4 separate regions of the Homo sapiens genome follow, and regions 1, 2 and 4 are each linked to region 3. The links are chromatin loops, found by intact Hi-C in ENCODE. Cell type or tissue: PC-3. All regions are shown on one strand. Region 1 overlaps PKP4-AS1 (PKP4 antisense RNA 1). Region 2 overlaps PKP4 (plakophilin 4). Region 3 overlaps PKP4 (plakophilin 4). Region 4 has its middle 11 kb from the start of PKP4-AS1.

What was found. A loop is a pair of places that touch in the nucleus more often than their neighbours do. Peaks named below come from ENCODE experiments on the same cell type or tissue, not always from the same donor. Only the 100,000 strongest peaks of a DNase experiment are listed, where the experiment ranks them.
Region 1: it touches region 3 in a loop (13-fold over the local background); 4 of 110 quality-filtered maps call a loop at or near these places.
Region 2: a loop joins it to region 3, with 4 times the contacts of the local background. A loop is called at or near these places in 3 of 110 quality-filtered maps.
Region 4: it touches region 3 in a loop (5-fold over the local background); 6 of 110 quality-filtered maps call a loop at or near these places.

The regions. Positions count from the first base shown.
Region 1 is chr2:158,722,435-158,727,434 of GRCh38, forward strand. All of the region lies in intron 1 of PKP4-AS1 (PKP4 antisense RNA 1), which reads right to left. Among named protein-coding and RNA genes, the nearest start is that of PKP4-AS1, 10 kb to the right of the region's middle. RefSeq lists enhancers at 975-1,480, 2,317-2,816. In PC-3, CTCF peaks have their summits at 1,925 (motif pointing right) and 2,124; DNase peaks (open chromatin) are centred at 1,637, 2,627 and 3,157; H3K4me3 peaks cover 1,503 bases; H3K27ac peaks cover 3,697 bases.
Region 2 is chr2:158,597,828-158,602,827 of GRCh38, forward strand. The region is part of intron 3 of PKP4 (plakophilin 4); the gene reads left to right. Among named protein-coding and RNA genes, the nearest start is that of PKP4-AS1, 130 kb to the right of the region's middle. In PC-3, no CTCF peak of the experiment used is centred here; a DNase peak (open chromatin) is centred at 2,554; H3K4me3 peaks cover 432 bases; H3K27ac peaks cover 1,957 bases.
Region 3 is chr2:158,537,045-158,542,044 of GRCh38, forward strand. All of the region lies in intron 2 of PKP4 (plakophilin 4), which reads left to right. Among named protein-coding and RNA genes, the nearest start is that of PKP4, 83 kb to the left of the region's middle. In PC-3, no CTCF peak of the experiment used is centred here; a DNase peak (open chromatin) is centred at 2,287; H3K27ac peaks cover 900 bases.
Region 4 is chr2:158,743,691-158,748,690 of GRCh38, forward strand. No RefSeq gene overlaps it. Among named protein-coding and RNA genes, the nearest start is that of PKP4-AS1, 11 kb to the left of the region's middle. RefSeq lists enhancers at 1,118-1,618, 1,619-2,119. In PC-3, CTCF peaks have their summits at 2,146 (motif pointing left) and 2,345; a DNase peak (open chromatin) is centred at 2,121.

The DNA of each region.
Region 1 (5,000 bases), 190 kb after region 3:
CAAGATGAAGCCACCTGTCAGGGAAGGGAGTAGCTGGGGGTGCAGTGGTTGTGTCAAGGTCACTGCCCAGCCTCACAGACATGATGGGTACCCAAGCACACACAGTGTCACATGCTCTGAGGCAGAAAGGGAAGCAGGAAGTGACTCCAACCCCCCTCATGCCTGGCTTGGGCCTCGATGAGAGCACTCCAGGTCTGAAGAGGACAAAGAGTCAAGTTAACTCCTACAGTGTGCCTAGCAGAGCAGGCACTCTTCATACTTCATCTTAGCTAACCCCCACCCCAGCCCCAGAAGGGGGTCATATTAGCCCCTCTTCACATGTAAGGTACCTGCAGCTCAGAGAGGTGAAGCAGTGGGCTCACAGTTACACAGTGCGTCCATCTTCTGAGTCCTGCAAGTCCTGTCTTGGTGAAGAGCTCCCATGCGAGTTGGACAGAGCTGGGATCACATCCTGGCCCTGCACTTACTGGCCATGCGACCCTGGACACCGCCTTGCTATACTGGCTGCGTCTATCTCGTGGGTTAATTTTTGTAAGATAAGCACAGTGCTGAGCACAGCATTTGGCATGAAAACACTCAGATAACTCATATTAATATCCCCAGCCCTGCCTGCCCAGGTGTGGAGAGCAGGGCCTGCCCCAGCACAGCTCCTCCCTCCCTTGCATGGTGAGGAGTGCCCAAGCAGGGATGCTGGCTGCTTTGCCACTATTGTCTGCAGCTGGTTGTGCTGGCCTGGTTAGAAAGGGGTTTCTAGGCAGAGGAGCCCCTGGGTTTGTAACAGCTGGACTCTCCTAGCCCCTGCCCTTGTGCCTCCCAGCAAGTCCACTATGAACCCTTGGCAAAGCAGAGGGCAGGGAAGCCTCAGGATAATTCCCCATTTGTCCTCCACCCCCACAGCCAACTTGAGTCTCGATGGGCTTCAAGGACTGTGTTGTTCCGCTGCTCGGAGCCTCTCACAGGCCCAGCCTCACAGCCAGTGCCAGCTGCAGTCGCGGGGCTGGCAGCCAGACTGGGGAAAGCAAGGGGCGGCCCCGTCCCTGCCCCCAGCCTTCTAGGGGGTTCTGCCTGGACAAGAAACCCTTTCAGAGTCATGAATCCAGTTGTGGGACAGGCCTGTGATTGTGCATGTTGTTTTAAAGAGCTTTAACAAACACAACTGGCCCAACAATGGCCTGACTAACATTGACTCTGGAGGTCACCAAGCCCAGGGCGCCCACAGGGAAAGCATTGTGGCCCTGCCCCAGTGGCCCCAGGCACTCCAGGGCTGGCAGGATCTCCCATAACCCACAGTCTAGGTGCACCTCACAGTCATCCAGAAAGGAGGGAATCTACCCTTGTATAAGTGCCATTGCATGCCAACCTCTGCCCTCCCATCACAGGTGAGGGGTTGATGCCCTATAAAAATGCACTATCACTCTGCCCAAGGCCTCAGTGAATTTGTCCCAAATGAACCTTCTCCCCTCAGTACCAAACCTACCGCCCTGACCTGCTATCTCTGGTTCCAGCTCTGAATCCTATCACTGGCTTCCGCTTCTCTCCCCAGCCCCTCAGAGAAGGCAGTGTGACAAGATCCAAGCTCCCCAAGGAGCTCTGGAAGCTCCCTGGTGACTCATAGCCAAGCACCTTTCTGTTTGTCACAGCCTTGCCCAAATGTAAACAGCCAGTGCAGGCTGGCCCCAGGGCTCACATCCGGCTCACGACAGTATGCCCTCTCTTCATCAAAATTTCACAAGTCTTGATGTTCATCTTCTAAAATGAAAAGTATTGCAGGCATAGAGACATGCCCCATGTGGACGGGGCCTGCTTATCTATGACATCAGTAACAAAACAAAACAAAAAGGCATCCCTGACAAGTGGGCAAACTTCCTTGGTTTTTACGAAAACTAACCAACTTTGCCACAGCCACTGAGGGAGCAGTTGCACTCTCCACCACCAACCTCAAGAGGGAGCTAGCCTCAGTCGCCACTCTAAACACCCTCTCACCCGCCAGCCTCCTCTGTCCTCGCTAGCTGCCCTCTGCCTCCACCCACAGCTTGTGCTCTTTTGTTTGAACAGAACCATCCGACATCTCCCATATGCCCACTGGCTCCAGCAGGGGCGGTGACTGCTAACAACAAGTCCCATTCCATTGATTCCCTCCCCTAAAGGTGTCTGCAAGGGAGAGCTCTCCTGGACGGACACACACAGGAAGAGAGGGCAGGTGGCTTTCCTCACAGTGAGAGCATGCTCGTGAGTTATGGAGATGCTGTCAGCTGCAATTGCACCAGGCAGTCTCCATGTGGGTCTCCCCTGTGGCTCTGATGCCTGGCAGGGAAGGGACCCTGGAGGGGGACTGCTGCTCAGGTGTCCAGACACCTGGCTGAGGGAGAGAGGGACCCACAGATCCTCTAGGACCGCAACAGCCCAGCCACCCTGGACGGGATCTGCAGCCGGCTGTCAGGGCATGCTCCTTGGAGCTTGGTTTGGCTTCTCTTTGCTGTTCTTGGAAGCTGTGTCTTTGGAAAGCAGAAGCTGGAGTTCCCCCAGCCCTTCAGGTGGCTGGTGTTTGCCTTCTCTCTCTGCCCTAGCAGCCACACCTCTCTGGAACACTCTGATGTGCGTTTATGGAATGCCCCAGTCACTAATCTTACAATTTGTTTAATGAAAAGGAAAAAAAAAAGTCACCCAATCACATATCTGTGGCATTAGTCACAAAACCCTTGACCTGAAGTGCCCAGACTACACCAGCTGCTCCATCCCACGAGGCAAATGGTACCCACCTCACCACTCCCTCCAATGGATGGGTCCCTGAGCACTGGCCTGGCAGACTTGAGACTCACTTGGTGCCCTGTTCTCCTGTCCAAGCCGTGGAGAACTCCAGAGGCAAGACTGCCTGGGTTCACTGTCCAGAGCTGATACTCCCTTGGCACGGGCTCTCAGACAAGTCATTAACCTCTCTGCGCCTCAGTTATCTCTAAAGGGCGGGGGGTAATTTTAGTGCCCACCTGATAAAGTCATAATGGGGATTAATAAGTTTCCTGAGTACCTGGAAAGTGCCAGCTGTTACTGCTGACAGTAATATTATGGCCGCCCATGGCCCGGTAGAGCTGCGGAGAAAGCCTATGCAAACAACCTCCCAGAGCAGAGATGATACTGCTTGCTCCGAGCCAGTTAACCCAAGGGCGAAATGTGATCCTTTAACAAATGCACAGCTTGCTTCCTGCTATAGCAGGCTGTTCCCAAAGACATCCACCCTTTCGCTGTCTCCATCAGGACTGAGAGTGGCATCCCTTTAACAGGGTAGAGTCCCTCTGGCTTTGAATGGCTGCCACTTATCAAATGCCTCTGCAGTCTGGCTAGGAGTGAGCCAGACAAAGAGCTGGGTGTGTGCAGTGCATAACCAATGCCTGGCCAGCGCTGGGCTCACTTGGCTATGTGTTGCACCTGATGACATCAGGGGTTGCCTTGCTCCCCAAGTGGTGACAACTCGGCTGTCATAGGGACAAATTATGAGGGGATTCCTGTCCCCTCCTGTGAAGAAGAGAATGGAGAAGCCAGGGAGAAGCTCTGCTCACTGGCTCTGTTCTTCTCTGCAACATGGGATCTGTACTGATCTTCAGCTGAAACCTAGTAGCTGATGGGCCACTGTCTCCCCCATCAACTGAGATCACCTCTCATTTCCTTATATCTGCAGGACTTTTCTTTATGTCTATGAAATTAAAGGCCTTGGGGTGTGGGGGTGCAGAAACATGCAGTGAACCCATCCCAGACTCATAGCACCCAAATCCCTGCAGGCGGAGCCCAGTCTTCTCCGCCTGAATCTGATGCACCTCTGTGCTTGAAGACCGTGGATTTACAGGAATTACCTGACCCTTATGTGTATGCAGCCAGATGGTCATTTAGTACAAGCCTAGTGGGTTCTAGCCAAAGGCAAACAAAAACTGGCCAGTCTCTGTCTAGACTCTGGTTTTCTGAGAACTGCCCAAAGAAGTGAATACTTGAGTCCACATGAGAACTCAACTGATCTTTACTAGTTGAATTCAGACTGCCCACTAGGTAGCTTCTCAGCCTCATTCTGCAGGGCCATATGCTGAGATAGGTGCCACCACCCAGGTAGGAGACTCAGGTTGAGCTGTGCCCTGGTCCAAGTACAGAGCAGGCAGGCACTGGGAAGGAACCCAGTGGCCTGGCTGGGAGGCAAAGTGAGAGGCACTGCAGGTTCTTAACCAGGCCCAGGAAAGGAAAGGGCTGTTGAGCAGGCTTTATGGATGAATGGAGGTAGCTCCCATGGTTCCCACCCCTCACTAAGAGCCTGGGGGCTCGGCAGGGGAGCCTAGGCCACCCCTTGGTCTTCCTCTGAGTCCTTTAGATGCTGTTTGGCCACCTCAGGCACAAGTGTGGCTGAGATGTTTCCCTGCAGGCTTGTTCCTGAGAACAGTCACCTGGGCAGTCAATCTGAAGGTGGCTGCTGGGAAACCTCAGGCTTAGGAGTTGGACCCAGGACTCACATGGTGTGAACCCAGCTCAGAGAAACAAAGCTCATCCTTGGAGCAGGGCCAGCAGAGGCAGCTGAACTTCACGGTCCAGACCAACAAAGCCGTCCCCAGTGGAGCTCTTGGGAGAGGAGCCTGGAAGGGACAAAGGCCAGACACTGGCCACTCTTTAAAACATAAGGAGTTTCATCGTCTCATACCCTGCTGGTGGGGCCAACGGACAATGAGGACTGAACATCTGTGAGGTGCCACGTCACTTCTCAAAGACAGATCACAGAGGCCTGTGCTGTTAATCTGGGCTCTGTCAGCTGCATCAGCTGACAAGCATGGCCACTCACCAGTTTCTAAGGCTGGGGAACATCTGTTGCCATTGTTTTGCCTTGTCTCTTCTTGACTTGCTGCAGAAAAGGCTTGTAATAGTTATTTGCAAAAACAGGTGGAGTGCTTTGAAGAAAAGCCCTATATAAACAGAAATAACACAAACAGGTTGCTCTGCTGCGAGGCTGACCTGACTCCACCCTGGCCCAG
Region 2 (5,000 bases), 61 kb after region 3:
ACAGGGTCTCACTCTGTTGCCCAGGCTGGAGTGTGGTGGCATGATCACAGCTCACTGCAGCCTTGCTTGCCTTGAGCCTTGCTCTCAGGCTCAGGCAATCTTCTCACCTCAGCCTCCCAAGTAGCTGAGACTAAAGGCACATGTCACCATGCCCGGCAATTTTTTTTTTAAACTTTTTTGTAGAGATAGGGTCTCACTTTGTTGCCCCGGCTGGTCTCAAACATCTGGGCTAAGCAATCCTCCCACCTTAGCCTCCCAGAGTGGTGGATTATAGGCGTGAGCCGCTGTGTCAAGCCTGATTTTTTTAAATAAAGCAGTAAATTTTGCAATTTGACCGTATTCTGATTTCAGGCTAAGAACTGTTTCTTTTTCAGAAAGGAGTAACCCTTGGATCTTGTCCTAATTCAGTATGTCTTGCTAAGAGACTAGTAACAGTAGCTTGTGTATACTTGTGATAAAATGAGCCCTACCTGAAAGAAGGTGAGGGAAATGGCATGGCAGAATTACCATGTGGCTCCATCCAGTTCTCTACTGTCCCCTCTCCTAGCGTTTACCTACTGGTATCCACTAAAGCAGGCTTGCTCACATCAGACAGAGGAACCAGGAGAAAATTGGGTACCAACTTAAGTAAAACATTTTTTAAAAATATTCCTGTTATTGCCGGGCGTGGTGGCTCACGCCTGTAATCCTAGCACTTTGGGAGGCTGAGGCGGGCGGATCACGAGGTCACGAGATCGAGACCATCCTGGCTAACACGGTGAAACCCCGTCTCTACTAAAAAAATACAAAAAATTAGCCGGGCATGGTAGCGGGCACCTGTAGTCCCAGCTACTTGGGAGGCTGAGGGAGGAGAATGGTGTGAACCTGGGAGGCGGAGCTTGCAGTGAGGCGAGATCGCGCCACTGCACTCCAGCCTGGGCGAGAGCAAGACTCCAACTCAAAAAAAATAAAAATATTCCTGTTATTATAGAACGTGATACAAAGTGAAGGTAAACTTTAGAGCATTCTGTTTCATGGGTATATAAACAAGTTATATGGTACCTGCATGTGCCATTCTAGAATTTGAGTAATTCTGAAAGAATTTCCAGACTCTATTCCTGCATGTTCTACCCTAAAAATAGCAGTGGAAGTGTGAAACAGTATGGTGTGTGAGGCAACTGCAAGCAGTTAGAAATGCTTCAGATGTAGGTTTGTGTGGGAAAGGGCACACTAGGAGGAGCCAGGTGGTGCAGGGCCTTCTGTGCCATCTGAGATGTTTGCATTTTATCCTGTATGGATCTGTTGTGCATTAGCAGCAGAAGAATGACATCAGAGGTGAGTGTTTGAAAAAAATCGCAGTAGTAGCAGCGTGGAAGAGAGCCTGGCAGGATGAGAAATGAAAGCCAGGAAGACCAGTTAGGAGAGAGACTGAAAGAATGACCCAGCCAAAAGAGGATAAGAGGATAAAGGCCAGAACAGTGTCAGTGGTAGTAGAGATGAATTCAAAATGAGTGATAGCCATGTGTCAGATACTGCCTTAGGCTCTGGCCATTGTCTGTAAACAAGGCCACCTGCCATACCCTCATGGAGGTTACACACTAGTGGGAAGAACAAATAGTAAAATTACTCCCTGCTCTTCAGTTTGAGTGACTGAAGGTGGGAATCACTAAACAGGAGTCAGTTTAGAGGGAAATAATTTCAATACGTTGAATCTGAGCTGTGTTACATATCCAGTATGCAGTTGGAAATAGTCTACAGTTATGAGTCTTGGGCCCTTTTCAGAGGGCTACTTTGTCTTTGTTAGTTTTAGGATAACATCAGTCAGGATTTTTGGTTGCAAACAATAGAATCTTCTCTGGCTTATGTAAGCAGAAAAGCAACTTTTTAGGAGCTATTGGATATCAACTCATGGAGTCTCTAGGAAGGCCAGGGAGCCAGAATCTGAATCTGGGTTTCAAGGAGCAGTGCCTACTGCCACCACTGTATCCACCACAAATGCTCAGGATCACCCTATCTCCACATGTGGCTTCTTGTGAACTTCACTCACTGGCCTGCCCTCTGGCTGGAGGGGATTATGAGCAGGTAATTTTCTGACTCCTAATATGGGAAACAGCAAAATAAGGAGAGTTTTCAAAGATATTGCACAGCTGTCAATGTCCAACAAAGATATTTTTGCCTCCATTTGCATCTGAATGAAAAAAATTAATTTCAGGAGTATGTAGAATTTTATAGTGATCTACAACATATTTTCATGTAATATTATGATGAAGGCACATTGTCTTCCTGTAAACAAAACTGATTTTTCGTATTAAAATGAACTGTTTTGTTAATTTGGTAATAAATTTGCTTTTGATTGATGTTCACCATCTGACTGGACAGCCCCAAGGTTATTAGTGGATTTCATTCTAAATGATTAAGTTATTAACGTATTAAATTATGAATATATCTTCCCATTGAAACAAAGTTATCATGGGTGACTCAGTTCCTGTGTGTATTTTAAAATGTGTTTCACATTCCAGTGGAAGCTCCTAGAACGCAAGCTGCTTGGCATCTTCAGAAGAGAAGTGAAAGGGAACCGGGATGGAGTCATTTGTGGGCACAGTGCCTACAGACACATTGTAGCCATTCAATAAAAGTTGAGGAAGTGTTTCTAGGAATAGATGGTTGGAGGGAGAGAAGGAGGAAATAAGCCTATGTTTCTAACATGAAGCTGCCTGTGATTGTTGTAATAAACATGGGTTTATTAGAACAATTGCCTTTGGTGGTTTAAAACAGCATTTCAAAATTCCATCTGTTTTGTTGTCCAATCCCTGAGTCCCAAAGTAGTGAACAATTTGAGAGTCATTTGAAGTGAGTAATTCAAAAAGAAAATAGGCTGTTATGAATAACATGTAATGACCAGTTATTTCTCAGAATTATAGAAGTTTCTGTGAAAGTAGTTGGGCTGAATAGATGATCTTCAGAGTATACCATGGAACTATTTATTTATTTTTAATTTCATTATTAGCTTGTTTTTCTAATGATTTATATATGGTACCTTAAATGGAGGAGGGAATATTATTGAGGCTTCCCATTGCCTTCACCTAGGAATACCTATTATATTTTGGTAACCAAAGGTCCTTTCAGCAGCAAAAATGCTGTTTGCTTGATTGTTACACAACGAGGTTGCTGGAGCTTCCTACCTAGACTCGGGGAGAATAAGTTGACCTGCTTATACTAGGTAATACCTGGTAATTTGTATAATCTGACCTTTCAAAACATTAAAGAACTTGATTTTTTCACAATTTAATTAAGCATCTGCTGTGTGCCTGGCAAATGCTAGGCACTTGGTATAAAGAGATGAGCAAAACAACCACAGCCCTTGCCCCATTTGAGCAATTAGCTGGAATTATATTCTGTGACCTACAGTTTTGAGGATAAAAAGTCTTGTATTTCATTAAAGTTGATATAAGTTTCAAACTCAGAAGATAAAACTTTCTTAATATTCCCGAGAAACTTGAGGTATACTAAACATTTCCGGATGGCAGTTTGATTTACCATGTATTTTAATATTGACATAAAATATGATCCTTTTGAGGAAACAGAGTTGGGTAATACCAATCTCAGTGCTTAGAAACTAATTTAGATAATAGAATTAAATAACAAAAACAGATTGAGGAGAAATTGAAATTCAGTGTGCAGAACCACTTTTGGAGTCACAAGACAGTGATGGCCTACCCTTAGGAGCAAGACAAATGTCTCATTACTGATATTTGACCAAGTTTTCACTTTTTCCTATCAGTCCATTTTGAAATCAGCTAAGAGTGTTTCAGATAAAGGAACATCACAGAGCCCTGGAGGAGATTAGCATTAACTGATTGACTCCACTTGCTGGGAGAAGGTCACCCTGCTTGCAATTCGTTCAGTGGTCCTGGAATGTGAACTACTGCACCTGTGATGGAGAAAAGGCAAATCACACACAAAATTGAAGTTCAGGGAGTTTCTATGGAATCTAGGGTTTTCAACCAGCAAGTTTCATAACCACATAATGACTTGGGGAAAGTATCAAGGGGGTAATAAGAACTTAAAATCTCAGAAATATAGCACTAAAAGGACGGTTCTTCCCCCACTCCAAGTGCTTTATTTGGCAGAATGTTTCCTTAAGCCCAGAGTCACACTCCTTTTTCTATAAATTTAATAAGCACTCAAAAAAATACCATGAATATATGTCCTTTTTCTGGTTTTTTAAAAGGAAAAAAGGTATAAATGATTAAAAAGAAAAACATGTAATGGCTGTACTCAGGGATATAACTGCTAGCACATTCATTTTTATTTTTCTAGACTTCTAGTCATATTGTCTATGTGTCTGTATGTGTTTAATGCAAAAATGGGATCACAAGCTGTTCTGCCAGGTAGCACAGTGATAAGGTGCACGAGTTTGGAATCTGACCAGGAGTCCTGGGTGTGGTTCCAGCTCTTCGAGTTACCAGCATGTGTTTCTTTGTCTGTAAGATAACAATAAGGGTGTACCTATTCACAAGATTGTGATAAATAACATAAAGGAGATCATATGTGAAATGCTTAATCTAGCATTTAATAAATGCTTAATAATCCATTCTGTTGTTCCTGTATTCTGCTACACTGTCCCTGTAACACCATGGTTTCCTGTATTGATTGGGGCAAGAGAGGTGGCAAGCAGGGAGGCACTGATATGTTTTTATTCACAAATTTTTTAAATGCACCCTCTAATAACCAAGGAAAATACATAGCTGTCACTTTATCCTGGCTTATAGGACCTTATATTTTTGATATGAAGTTCTGCGTTTTAAATTTTATAAGGCAATATTCAATTCAAAAGTGGCCTCAGTAATTTTTGTCTCTGTTCTAATTGCTGCTTTTGAAAATACATAAAATAAACTGTTTAACAGCCTTTTTGGTTCTTTTTCATATATATGATACGTATGTGGTTTTCATATTATCACGAAAAAACTGTAGTACATCATGTAAGTACTGTGAATATCATACAGTTGTGCTGTTTTGTC
Region 3 (5,000 bases):
GCAGGGAATGAATAGATAATACTTACTGTCGATTACTTTGTCACCAACTTGCGGTTTTATTAAGATAACAGAACCTGTAGCCACGTTCACAGAAACATTGTGAGCAAGAGAGTCTCACAGCACCTAGAAAACTTGTCACTCAGCCAAACCTTCTTAAGACAATTTGAATTGCACTATATCCATATTGATAAAGGATTTAAATTCAATCTTTGCATAGTACAAAATAAAATTTTATTTCATATCTATGGTCAAATAATGACATAGGTGTCATAACTTTCATCTCCCGTCTGTCCAATTTAGTCGAAAGTTAAGTTTAGGGAATAAAAGGATGTGGTTATCTTGGTGATGTCACAAAATATCCACCAGTGTTATGTGTATCAGGTGATACGGGTAACTACTAAAGAAATGTTAAGAATTATGCTTTAAGAGAAATAAAAAGTCAATCCATGGGAATAACAAAGTAATGTGATTCTGAAATTACAGGAAGTATCAGAACTTCAGCCACCACCTGGCTGTAATTAGGATCATCCTTTAGCAGATTCTACTGTTCAGCTCAACTCCTAATAAGAATCCAGGAGTCCATGATGAATACAGATGTAGGAAAGGAGGAATCTCCTAATAGTTTTCAAAAATGTCTGACAAACTTGATACTGGTTAGTGCCTAGCTTACTCTCTTAGTTGTAATAACTAGATAAATACAGCGCTGGGCATGGTGGTTCATGCCTGTAATCCTAGCACTTTGGGAGGCTGAGGTGGGCAGATGGCTTGAGCTCAGGAGTTCAAGGCCAGCCTGGGCAACATGACAAAAACCCTGTCTCTACAAAAAATACAAAAAATTGGCCAGGTGTGATGGTGTGCGCCTGTGGTCCCAGCTACTCAGGAGAATCACTTGAGTCTGGGAGGTCAAGGCTGCAGTAAGCCGTGATCATGCCACTGCACTCCAGCCTGGGTGACAGAGCAAGAACCTGTCTCCAAAAAAAGAAAGAAAAATGTGGTGCCCTCAAAGGATCCTGCCTCTTCCTGTGGAAACCTTAGATTAAACTGATTGATTTGTCATTGAAATGCACAGCACACCCTTGGATGCAGAGAAATTGGAATTTGATAAGACATTCGCTGCTTATCCAGAGCCTTGCTGCTGCCCTCTGCAACTTACTTAGATGGGTCAGAATGCTCACTCACAGGCACAAGGAAACAGTGAGCCAAGCATCATGTGCAGGGTATTATTATCAAGTGGTAGAATACATTGTAGTTTTATAATGATTCCAATATGATCTCTTGGTTTTAGAAACACTCTTTAAAAGAGAACAATATGGCCAATCATGGCTAGGATTTGCAAGTATCTTTCACAAGTATCTTTGCAAGTTGATTTCTGGTTTTGTAGAATTGCACATGTAATATTCATTAGAGTTGTTCATCTTCTGTCATAAAGTTGCTTGAATAATTGAGATCTCTATTTGAACTTGGTCATACTTTTCAGGCTCTCTAACCACTTTTTTTTTTTTTTTTTTTTTTTGAGACAGACTCTCGCTCTGTCATCCAGGCTGGAGTGCAGTGGTGCGATCTTGGCTCACTGCAACCTCCGCCTTCTGGGTTCAAGCAACTCTTCTGCCTCAGCCTCCCAAGAGTAGCTGAGATTACAGGTGTCTGCCACTACACCCAGTTAATTTTTGTATTTTTAGTAGAGACGAGGTTTCTCCATGTTGGCCAGACTGGTCTCAAACTCCTGACCTCAGGTGATCTGCCCACCTTGGCCTCCCAAAGTGCTGGGATTACAGGTGTGAGCCACCACACCTGGCCCACAAACCGCATTCTTATATTTTTGGTTAATGATTTCAGAAGCTTAGAATCTAGATTTAAGGTTGAGGCCAATCCAGATAGCATGAACTGGTAAGCAAAGAATAGATTTGGTAAAATATGCTAATTTTATATGCACTCTTTTTACTCTGGTGAGGTCTCAAGTTAGATAGTGTATGCTTCTTTTGTTATCTTTGATGAGTGAAAATTGCAATGTTCCTCATCTGTGTGGCTCTTAAAGAGAATACCACTTTCAATATATTTTCTGGCTTTTGTGAAAATAACCATTCTATCTTCAGTATGTCCTTATTAACTTAAGTGATATTTAAATATCAAAGAGTGAAATGAGAGCCAGAGATCCTTAATTTTTTGAAGATAAAATAAGAAAATCTGAAGCCCAACTGTGTCCTATTGATGTTACTTCATTTTTACATAGATATCTTAGCTTCAGTAATTACACACCCTTCCTGTATGGCAAAATGCCCAGAAGTGAACAAATTCCAGTACAATTATTTACTTTATTCCTCTGGAACTGAAACAACTCAGCTGTTACACACCTGCCTTTGTAACTTCCTTTTGTTTGGCCCCTATGCTTATTTTCAATGAAATAGTCCTCTCTGACACACCTCAGCCACATGCAGAAGAGAGAATTTTTATTTCAGCTGTAAACAAGCATAGTTTGTCACTTAACTAGAAGTCTTGTGCTGTAAGTACAATGCCTGAAACTTCTGATTTTTCCAATTGGCAACTTAGTTATTTTTCCAATTGGTAACTGAATTATCCTGGCAGTTATTGTTACCGTGTAACCCACAGTGAAGTTTTCAGTGCCTGAACTGCAGCATCTAACCCAAGATAAGATTGGATCTCAGTGGTTTTTGAGGGATCATCAAATTTTACAGCTTTATCTCCATAATATTATAAAAATGAGGTTCAAAATGAGGACAAATGGCAGAGCCTTGTGACACTGTTTGGCTTGTATTCAAGAATTCTGAACTCTAAAATGGCTCTCAGGAGATCAGTCCTCTTAAGTTGCATGTACCATGGTCAGAATTTAACATTTCCCTTCATTTTGTTAACGATGCAGGGTGTCCTCCACCTCAAGCGTCCCTGTGATTAAAGAATACTACAGAGTATGGCCAACAGGTTTATTCAGTATTTGAGTACTGCCCACTCCTCAAAGAAGTTGTCCTTCTCAACATCAAAAAATTAGACTGCCAAGAGGTAGCTAACAACAAGCATATGCATTTGGCTACCTGCCTACATTTTCCGATAGTCTGATGAATGATCAGATGGAACTGCTAGCAAAGCTTCCAGTCTTATATGTCCTCAACTATATATTCAGAATAACTTAGTATTTGTTCTCTTTGATTTCATCGGAAGCATCATTTTAGGTTGTATTGACACTGAGGGGTTTGTTTGAAAGACTGTTCTATGAACTTGAACAGACTCCATGTGGCTGTTCACACATAACTGGATCACACATTCAAACATGGAAAACATAGTAGGTGCCCAAAATATTTATTAGTTAATGAACTAAAAATGTAAACATGTTTACAGTGCCTCCATACTTAGATTAAGCTTGCTTTTAATTAATTAAAAAATGTTTATTTAAAGACTACTCTGAGCAAAGCACTTTGTCAAGGAATGGGTTGAGGGGGATAAGTAGACATATAAAGTTGACCTATTTCATATAGTTTCTACTCTCAGAAGAATGCAGAGGCACAAACCGTATTTATACTTCAATATAGAGTAATTGACACATTATGAATATTCATTAATTGATGCATAAGAGACAAGAATGTGTGTACTTTTGCCCCCTTTTAGTTTAAACAGGCTATCAGTATGTATTATGTCAGTTTTATGTAAGTTTGTTAACTTAGGCATTTTTAGGTTTAATTTTTACCACTGAATTACCATTAGCTTTTATTTACATTTGAAAGTAATAGAATATTTTTGTTTAATTTTTACCATTGAATTAGCATTGTTTCGTTTACATTTGAAAATGATAGAATATTTTTCTTTGTTAACACTTAAAGCCAACCATGACTTTATACCTTTAAAATTATAATTTCCTTTTCAGTTGAATAATCCAGTTTACAATTCTTTTCAGAGTTAAATTATGAATATATGGAATAATTTCCCCCTGTATATGCAAACTTTATGCTGTTAAATTTGAAATGAGTGACTGCTGAGTTGATGAGATTAAATGGATGAGAGGATTATTCAGCATTGAATTCTCTGCTTTGCATGATCGTTTTTCTTTTTAGAATCACTTCTGGAGAGAAAAATATTTCGGAAACATGTTTTTCCCTTCAGGTATAACCCTAAAGTTATTCCGTAGCTATTGCAAAACATAGCCTATCCAGTGCCTATCTTCATGTTTAAGGGCTCCCAATTTCTAAATTGCCATTTTTGTTACTTTGCAAAAATGTGTCCATATGGTCTCACTTCATCTGTTTATATTTTATGAATGTATTGTTCCCAAAGTGATCAGATCTGCTTGTACCTCAGCAAAGTAATTTGGTTTATGGCTATTTTATTTCAGGCATTCCTAAGAAAGATCATTTAAAATGTAAAGTTATTTTCAGTAGTTCAAAGACAAATCTATTTCTTAGCTTATAGAATCTTAAGAGTTTTTATGTACCCAAACCTTAATAATGTAGGAGTTACACAAAGTAGAAGCAGTCTGCAAGCAAATTGAAATAACACATTATTGAAACTTGAAGACAAATAACATCCTATGCAATTATATTCTATATAATTATATTTCAAATATGAAAATAGCTATAATAAATTAAAAGTATACTTAGAATTTCAATCTCTGTGGCTCTTGAAAGAAAATTTAATTTTTCCTTTAAAAATTGGAGTTCAAAGCATTTCAATTTATAGACTGTTTAGTGTTTTAACTTGTAGTCTTTTTCTTATGAAAATTCCTATAAAGCAACGCGGCATCAGTGAAGTGTTCATCGTGAGTTATCATCTACCCTAATAGGCATATATCTCATTTAAAAATTTTCCCCAAATCATTCTAAGAGCCTAAACCAAGATTAAGGTCTTAACCACTGCCTATGGCCTTCTAATAAACTATTCTGGCAGAATTAATAACTCTTACTATTTCATCCATATGTAGTATTTCTGTATTCTGGTATTCCTTCAGAAATGCCTTTCCATCACAAAGTTGACATGAGCCATGATTTCTCTTCTTT
Region 4 (5,000 bases), 210 kb after region 3:
ATTTGGTGTTTTGTGGGCTGCAATCCCAGAAAGCCTAAGGCTAAATGCTGAAACAACAAAGGGGTTGACTGGCTGGCATCACTGAGCCCAGAGCACCAGCCATAGCCCCTTCCAGGCCCTCCCGCACCCTTTCTCTGCGAGTTCTTGGCTCTTCTCTCTGCTATGTATTGAGCAGCACAGAAATGGATGAGGTCTTATATCCATACACTAGGAAGTCAGTGGAAAGACACATCTCTAGTAACTCTCTTTTAAGATAAAGCAAACTTCTTTCCCAGAAGCACTTAGCTAACTTCCTCTTGTTTCCTATTGGCCCAAAGAAGTCACACCTCATTTCTCAACAAATTGTTGTGGCAAGGAGATTGGCCTTGAGCTGTGTTCCTCAGCCTGTTGATCACAAAAGACTCCTTTTGGATCAGTGAAGCCCTCCCTTGGAGCTGGGAGTGCAGTCCTCTTACTGGGACAGCCAAGGGCTGGGGAGAGCAGGAGTCATATTTGGGGAGAGGAAATGGATCTCTTGCTTAGATAGGCAGCAATTCCAATTCACAGAAGGTGGTGGGAATTAAATGAGATGTGTGAAAGCACTTAGCCCAGCCCCTGACACATAGTAAATACAATAAGAGGGAGTAAGAGAGAGTAAATACAGTAAGAGAGAGGAAGGCAGAAGGTGGGGAAGAATACCACAGATGAAGTGAAACCAGAAATGAATCACTCACATATCTGGGGGGCTACAGCTTAGAGAGCGTGCTTCTAGTTACCTTGAAATCTATTCCAATAGCTAACCCACCACCACCACACTAGTGCTCAACCCCACTCCCCACCCCAAATGCAAACATTTCATGTATTAGGGTCAAGACCATCCTCAGGATGCTTCTAAACTCTGGAGTAGAAATCAGAAGACCACTTACTGGCTGGAAGACACAATTCGTCTGAGCCTTAATTTCCCCCCATTGATTTGCTCTTAATTTCCACCTTTGTAAGTGGCCTTATATCGTTCCCATAGATGCCCAAAATGCCACAATACTGTCCAGCAGAACTTTCTGCAAGGATGGAAATGGTTTTTGTGCTGTCCAGTATGGTAGCCACTGGCCAAATGTGGCTACTGAGCACTTGAAACATGGCTAGTTCAACTTAGGAGTTGAATTTTTTGTTTTAGCTACTTTTAATTTAAATAGCCACATATGGCCAGTGGCTACCATAATGGGTAGTGTAGCTCCAGACTGTACCCTCCTGAAGCCTGAGACAGAAGTTTCTGCTTCCTCTGCACCTCACCACTGCCTTGAGTCAAGCATGGGGCCCTTGGAGGGCCTCCCGTAAATGCATGTCACCAACTAGCTAAGTGCTCCCAGTTTGCACAGAATCATGAATAGACCTGCTCAGCATAGGTGAAGTGACTGAGCCCTTGTGGTGTAATGGAGAAAAACAGAACTAACCTGGGCACTGAGAGTGAGCGCCGCCTGCTCCACTCTCTGCAGCAATGGATTGCCGCACTCTCCAGGCCATGTCAGTCTGTCCTCACAGGGCTTTGCATGTGTGCGTGTTGGTTGTGTGTTGCATGAGAATGGCCCTGGGAGGGTGAGAGGAGCTGCCTGCTCCTCCAGCCCTGCCTCCCCAGTGGCTGGCCTCTGTCCTGTCTGCTGCTCACTTGAGGCACTTGCTGAGATGATACAGGCTTGAAAAGAGGAGGGGGGAAAAACACACTCCTAGAGCTGAGGGCCTGAATGCATTCTCTCCTGACGGCTGAGAGATCACCCCTTCCACCACTGCGTTCAGCCAGCGCCCCCACTGACACCCTCCCGGGAGTAACAATAGGCCTTTTCTTCTCCGAGCACTGAATGTTTCCATTGGCGCACTTCACCTCCCTCCTGGCGGGAAAGGCCACAGCTGATGGCTCCGCGGCATCCTCAGGGAGCTGTGATGCCTTCCCCCCATTGTCATCAAGATGATCAAAGCTCTGCCATCTTTAAATCGACTCCAGGAGGTTCATATTTAGGGCTTGCCTTCAGCTGGGGCAGGGAGTAGCATCCTTACAAAAATCCCCTGCTTCTGAACTGAGCCATGAAGCTTGATTCACTGACAAAAATCTCATCCTCTTCTCAGGTATTTATCACGGTCTGTGCACCACCTAGAGGCCGCTGTCTTAAACTCTTTCCAGTAAGCAACCTGTCTCCTTCCCTCACCAACAGAAAGACCCCAGAAATGCTGTGTTTCCTGAGTAGACTCCACTGTGCTTCTACTTTCTCAAAGTTGGCTTTCTGTGATCCCACGCACCTCTCACGGAGTCCTTAGACTGAAGCAGACCTGCTCAACCAGGACAGCTTTCTAACACTTTCTAGCCTCTGTCAAAAGAAAAAAACTTTTCGGTTTGTCTTCAGAAGTAAGAAAGGTACCTAGGAAAGATGAGCTGAGCCTTCCTGCTGATGTCCAAACCCACGCGAGCTCTCAGTGCTAGGAGATGCTTGCAGCTGCCTGACGGGCACTCCTGGCTGGGTCTTCCCATATGGGGCTCATTCTCCCAGGACTGGAGATCCTGTCCACTTCACCCTCCCTCCCATGACCATGTCGCTGCCACACAACACAGATTAGGAGCTGTCCCCAGGGGATGACACCATTTTGGGGGAATTGATATCAAATATGTTATTGTTGTCATTGTTTGCTCTGGTTTATTGTGGCAAAATATATATATATATAACATAACATTTACCCTTTAGCTTTTTTTTTAATTGAATGATTCAGTGCTGTGCAACTGTCACCCCCATCCATTTCCAGTACATTTTCATCATTCCAAACAAAAACTCCATGCCCATTAAACAATAACTCCTCCTTCTTCCTTCCCCTCAGCTTCTGGTAACCTCTACCCTACTTTCTGTCTCTGTGACTTTGCCTATTCTGGGTACCCCCTATAAGTGGAATCATACAATATTTGTATGGCTGTGTCTGTGAAAACTGCTGCGGTCTACAGGAAAGGCAGAGCCAAGTTCAAACTTCTCAAAACAAACAAGGAAGAGTCCATTGTTTGGGAGCTTGGGCAAATCAAGCCTCAGCTGGTGTTTACTATCTCCATTTTGAAGTGATCTGAAGAAAGCTCCACTGCAGAGCTGCGGGTAACTAGAGGATCTGACCCTGGAGGTTTGAGGGCAGGCAGGAGGCAGCTCTGAGTGTCTGGACGTGTCGGCGTGGAAGTTTCTGGATTTGCGTGTCTGGATATAACCTCAGGATTCAAGGGGGAGTGATGTCTACACTTCTTTCTTCCTGCATTTGACAGAGAACTGATGATGTACTTTACAGTCATTTTCTTATTACACTAACAGAACGGACCCTTTTGTAATATAAATGGCTATTACTATTTGTGTAGGTTTCAATTATTTTTATATTATGAAACTACAATTCTGTAAATGCTGCATCCCAGGGAGAAAGGGATTGGAGCACCAGAGTGAGTCATTGTAACAGTGACAATTAACATTTATACAGCATTTAAAGGTTGATAAAGCAGCTTTCATAACCGTGATCTCATTTCTTATAATAAGCAGAGAATATAAAAAAGTAGGAAGAGTTTATAAGAGACACCCAGAAAAGATGCATCATTTATTGGTTTCAAGAAAATAATGATCATCTCAGATCTGCAAATGGGATTTAAACCTTAGATATCTCCTTGGCTGAAAAGAGGGACTCAGTAGGAGTTCCCTGCCCCCACCCACTCCCACCAGGAACAAGAAAACTGCATATGAGAGAAAAGCATATTTGACTAGGAATTATAGGAAATTTGAGATGTTCAGGACACACCCTCCTAAAGCTGACCTCTAAGCCAAGCTTTCTCAGTCCGTAAGTAGGAAACATTGGGTTGATTAATAGTATTTCTTTGCAGGACTTCTCAGATCCTTTAATATGCTAATGTGCATTTTGACTTCCCAGAGTGAGACTAGAGTATACAGTGCTTCCCACACATAGTTGATAATGGAATCGTGTTTGAGATTAATGTTCCTAAGGACACACTTTGGGAAGTGCAGACTAAAATGGGTGGGTCCCTGAACCCAGGAGAAACCAGGACCACCAAAACGTGGATACAAAGAGCTTTCCAGAGAGGTAAAGGAGGCTGATGATCTAAGCAGAATGGTCTGAAGCTCAGAAAAAAATGGAACCAGCAGAGGCTTACTCCTGGAGTGGGTACAGGGCAAGTCTGAGAGCAGAACGTCCAGCCGCAGAGCTTCTGTGGTGGCCTGGCCCGCTTGAGTGTGGTCAGGGCAGCATCTTTCCTTCCATCTTCACCAGGTTGGCAGCAATTGGGTCAGGAAAGACCCATGTCCCCGAAGTTCACAGAGAGTCTCTCAAACTGTTCACACCCCCCATACGGGAATGCAAGGAACCTCAAATCATTTAGTCCTATGGAAACTGCACTTAAAAGGAGTCACCAATCCAGATTTGGGAACCCCTCCATCATACTTTTTGGATGACATGTTTGTTTGAATGGGATTTAATTTTTATCATATGTTATAAACGTTATTGAAACTTTGCTTCCCAAGCCCTTTAAATCAGAATCCTAGTAATAGCTGTCACTTTGAGCTGCTTTCTGGGTGCCAAACACTGTGCTAAGCACTCTGCATCTACATCATTATCAGACTCTCACAAGCCTTTGCGGGAGTCTTGATTACTTTCTTTATTTCACAGATGAGGAAACTGTGTCTTAGAAATGTTAGGTGTCTTGTCATTGATCACACAGTTAGTAGGTGATAGAGCCCAGATGCTTACTCAAGTAATCTGGCATTAGAGGCTCCACGGTTAACCATGAGGCTTTACTGCCTCAACATATGTGGAAAAGAGGACAGGCTGCCCCACCTCCATGTTCATTGTCTCTGGCAACCCTTCCAAGAGAATCTCAGTTTATTCCAGGAAGCCAAGTCTGTATTTCTCAGCCTGCCTTTCAGCTAGGTACGCTCAATGAAGCAGAAGTTGTCAGGTGTAGCTTCTGGGATGGCTACTTTAAAAAGCTACCCTGCTTCAAGACA